Regions from separate parts of the Homo sapiens genome. Here region 2 is linked to region 1. Evidence: read pairs that join two places in POLR2A ChIA-PET (ENCODE). Cell type or tissue: IMR-90. All regions are shown on one strand.

Region 1 (2,500 bases):
TATTTGTCATGTTACTTACAGACAAAAACTGACATCCCTTTTCCTTTAAAATAACAATACCTAGTTTATCTAAAACTTGTGACTATCCTCTGACTTTTTAGTGATGAAAATAAACACAACAGAATTCAAAATATAAACTGTCAGTACAGGTCAAAGGCTCAGGCCAATTATATTTTACCTCTGAAAGATCTGGATGGGTTACACCCTTCAGTTCAGCTCTGCCATGCTTCAGTAAATGGTGGGCACTCAGTAATTCTCACTGACCTCATGTGCATTAAGAATTAAAAGCTTCAGCTAAGGTTTGGCAGAATATTAAGAATGGAAGCCAAGTTAAAAAAGCAGACACACAGAATCACATAGATCCTACCTCCAATTTGTCTCTCACAATTCCTCATTTCACTTCTATGTGCCTGATTCAGACATTATCTCTGGCCTGGCAATAGCTCTTGCTTTCAAGCAGCTTCTAGAACTGTAAACCAAGGCAAGGGCCATCTATGAAACAAATAAATATATACAGGATCAGATTGACATCAGACTTCTCATCAGCAACTCTGAACATTACAAGATAAAGATGTATTCAAAGTTCTACAAGATTCTTAACCTAAAATTCTACAGCCATACAAAATATCAATCAAGCCTGAGGATAAAATATACATATGTTTAGATATGCACAGCTTCAGAACATTGGTAACCCAAGTGCCATTTGTGAGGAGAATTTTGAGTATGTATTCCAGATAAGAAAATGAAGTTGAAACCAAAAAATGGAAGACATGGGATACCAAAAAAAAAGCTAACCCAGGAGGGCAAGATGCACTGATATTGTTCCTAACAATTCTTTGAACAGTAAGTGAATCAAGGCAGTGACCAGCCCCGGTTACAGCAGAAAGCTGAAGTGATCCTGAAAGGTTTTCTTTGGAAAGAAGTATACTTAGTGCAATAGATGAGCCTGAGTAATTTTAAGAATATGGTAAAAATTCATTTTTAACTTGACAACAATGGCAATAAAATAAATTACATAAGACAATAAATTGATTGATGAAGTCAATTAAAAAAACAAACAAACAGGAACTCTTCCTCCATCATGGTATTTTTTGGAGCCTCCAAAAAAAAAAAAAAAAAAAGAGGAAAGAAAGAAACAGGAGTAGCTACTTTTGAATGAGTCATTCTAAAATATTTTAAAAATGTAACAAAAGTGAACCCATTTGAGTTGGACATTAGGAATTTTCTTCCTCCAATTGTAAAAACATTGTAACACTGGATGTAAAAAGAAGAAAATGAATGCAATGCCTTTAATTGAATTTGTGGTAAACGGTATGTACATGGCCACAGAAACAAATGGTATTTATTGGTCTTTAGTCTTCACTTCAGTAAAAGCTAAAGACAAAGCACATAACAATTACAGTTTCAGAAAGGGAGAGAACTGTTTCACTGTGACTATGTAAAATTAAAGAAGAGTCACCAGAAATTAGGTAGTAGCAGGGCAAGAGAGGAAATAGGAGGAAGAGTAAGAATAGAAGCATAATCATGAGATGTATAAAAGTAACCACAAAGGGAACTAAAAATAGCAGAGTATAAAAGTGGTTGCCTTTGGGGAGTGAAACTGAGGTTGAAGAAGAATAAGCAGAAAAAATATGCTTTCCATTTCAAACTCCTCTTCACTTGGGAAAAGTAAATTAATATACATTATGTATTTCCTTTAAGATGATATAAGTAAAATATATTAACACAGACAAAAGAAACAGGAGTCCTTAAGTGAACAACGCATAGCACGATCAGAACTATTGGTTTCTAAGGGCACACATATGCTTGGGGAAAAACCTCAAAGGACAGATACAAAATCATTCATGGTTCTTACATTTAGAAAGTTAATTACTGGTGATTTTCGTTTTCTTCTTTACAACCTCCTTACATAGTACCTAATTCCTTTTTTGCAATGATCACATATCTTAAACACACAAAAAAGGTTTTACTATTGCAAATCAAATTTTAAAATGTGGCCAGAATCCTATAATTAGCCAATTATAAAATATCCATACACTTGCTTCTAAATTTTGTATATATTTTTAAATATTTTAAATATTAAGTGGGATTATGAATATATATTCTCTATAAAATGGGATCATACAGAACATGTCACAATTTTTTCAAGCTATTTACCATCCATTTATTTACAACATGTTCATGCCTCCATTATATCACTATTGCACAAACTGGCAGGCACATTCACTTGTCCAATATGTCTGTTTTCCCCCGAGTATAAGATCCTGAAGCTAAGAACTATGATTTAATAATTCCGTACCCCTAATCTTTTACCCAGGAAAGGCATGTAATACATACGTTGATCAACCTGACAATAAGTTTGACGTACTTCCCTCCTGTGCATGCAGTTACCAAACATTCCCTTTCAGAAATATTAATGTTCGTGCACACAACAAAAGTAGCAGGGCGGCCGGGCGCGGTAGCTCACGCCTGTAAGTAATCCCCACACTTTGGGAGGCTG
Region 2 (2,500 bases), 150 kb before region 1:
TGGCAGAGATGGCTGATTGCAATGATTTAACTGCGAGCCTTTGTACCCACCCTCATGCTCTTACTCACTCTCACATCCTCATACTTCCACATCCTGAGCCCCAAAATGACTTTCTTTCTTTTTTCTCTGGGAATGGAGCCTGGGTCTGGACCAGGGAGTGGCTAGCCACAAAGAGAATAATTTGGAGGTGTATCCGGACCTCACAGTGGTAGGCTGGGCAGCCAAAGCAGTGAACAATGTCTTCTGTTTATGCTGGGGTGGGAGGGAAGATGAACCATTTGAAATGATGCACAGTTATAGAGTTCATGCCCTGGCCAGATTTTTCCCAGTCTCATTCTAGCATCAAAGAGGATCAGATTTACAAGCAAACCTAAAAGCAGGGCAGACTTGGAAAAAGGGAGGCAAATGGGAAGGAATCCTGATGTTGTTTCACTTATTTTGCTGAATTCCCACCCACCTGCAGCTGTCCCATTAAGGAATGAACACATTCCAAAGAGAAAGGCAAGAACATGGACCTGCTAATGATCATTTTGGATACAGAAAACTGATATGAAAGACTTGTACAAGTCTGGCTTGAAATAGTACTGGATCCTGGAACCACTGTCTTTAGGAACCAATCATGATGAACCCTGTATACCTGCAGCCACATTTGTTATCAAGCATGGAGCCTGTCCTGGTTCCTGCATTAGGCTTCACTTTCCAACCTATAATTGCATTCGTCCAGATACTTTGCCTTACATTTTTAATTCCACATTTAATGTGGACCAGAGGCTCTCTTCTTTTGGTAACATAGAATATCTACCCTTGCTACTTCTGGTTCTTCAGGAACTTGAGAACATACCCCTCTAGTGCTGAGCAGTGTGGCTAGTATTCACTCTAGGGGTAACCCTGACTCTGAGAATGGGGAAAAATATACATAAGTTTATAAACAAACCTCTATGAACCATTGATCCAATAAATGACCAAAATGATTAGCTGAATGATGTAATCTGTTACCACGTGACAATAGAAGGTCTGTCAAGTTTGTGAATCCAATGAGATATAAATGGAAAGAATAGCGTCATTGAGTAAAATGAAAAGAGGATGGCCTTATATATTTTCTTTTGCTGAGATCATAGCTCTGTATAGAAGTGGAGGACATTTTACATAAGCTGCAATGTATGTGATATAAAAACATAAATTTGTAAATTTGAATGCATATGAAGAAAAGCTTTTTTTAAATAACACTATCTGATTTTATATACTCTATCGAGAGGCATGCTTCTACTTTATTTGGGCTGTTTTGCTGTGACAGCCTTTAAAATGTATAAAAAATGATCTACGTTTCTCAAATTCAGTTACTATTATTTTAGAGTAGGGATACTTACTCTGAGACTCATAGACACCCCACCCACCCAGAGGTTCTTTGACATAATTCAGAGGGTCTGAGAATTTGAGTAGAAAAGCAATACATTTTCATTTTCACTACTCTCCGGCTGCAATTTAACATTTCATTCAGTTATGAATGTAGACCACAAAGTACACTGGCTTTGTCACTATCTGTGACTTTGTCACAAATACATACTACAGGTGTTCTCACATCACATTACAGTTATTCTAGATATCTCATCATTTATGTTATTTTATGTTATGTTATCTCTTCTTTCAAATTATAGCTGTTATTAAAGTTGCTATTAGATTTTGCTATTAGATACATAGAGAAGGACACACATTATTACTATATCACACAATTTTAATATTCATAATGGCATTTCGGTATAATTGATTTCCTTTGAAGTCCTATATATTTTCCTACGTATATTTATAGCTCTATTTTTAAAAGGGCTCCATGGGCTCTGTAGACTGTTAAATGGGTTAACGACACCAATGAACTAGTTAAGAATACTGGTAGTAAATAAATTCTGGTATTAGCCTGTCTTCCATTTCATTTAGTTAGTAGGAGAGATAGATTCTAGTGACTCTTCATCTATAAATGTGCTTTACAAACTCTTCTCATTCCACATACCAGCCAAAAGATTAAAGCAGATATTTTTTTTTGCATCTCATGGTACACATCAGTGCTAGAATGATGAGAAGCTCATTATAAGTCTCATTATCCAAATGTTGAATGTTTTTCATGGGATCTGTGGCTGTCAAAACCAAACACAAAACACACACAAAAAACACACCAACAAAGTATAATAACTAGGGTGACCATAAAATTTATTCTCTAAACCAGGAACGTTGAGAGTGGAAAGGACACTATTAATAATTTGCCAAGACAACAGTTGTAAACTGGAACTGTCTCCATGAACCGTGAGGTATGCCTAGTCACCCTAACAATAATTTAATTTCATGTAGTACTAATAACTTTTTTTTTGCCTATTTCCATCTTTGAGTCATGCAGCCAATCTCACTCATCATAAAATATATTAAGAAAAGAAGTGGGAAAAGTCTTCTGTTTACCCCTGCAGAGCTCTCAAGTGAATAAATCTTAGTTGCAGGACTCCAGATCTGAGTT

The links. ChIA-PET counts read pairs that join two places held together with the same protein. Peaks named below come from ENCODE experiments on the same cell type or tissue, not always from the same donor. Only the 100,000 strongest peaks of a DNase experiment are listed, where the experiment ranks them.
Region 2: POLR2A ChIA-PET joins it to region 1 with 12 read pairs; 2 of 35 experiments call an interaction of 5 or more read pairs at or near these places.

What each region holds. Positions count from the first base shown.
Region 1 is chr9:78,706,601-78,709,100 of GRCh38, reverse strand. No RefSeq gene overlaps it. Among named protein-coding and RNA genes, the nearest start is that of PSAT1, 410 kb to the right of the region's middle. In IMR-90, no CTCF peak of the experiment used is centred here; a DNase peak (open chromatin) is centred at 1,260; H3K4me3 peaks cover 201 bases; H3K27ac peaks cover 484 bases.
Region 2 is chr9:78,853,996-78,856,495 of GRCh38, reverse strand. No RefSeq gene overlaps it. Among named protein-coding and RNA genes, the nearest start is that of PSAT1, 560 kb to the right of the region's middle. In IMR-90, no CTCF peak of the experiment used is centred here; no DNase peak of the experiment used is centred here.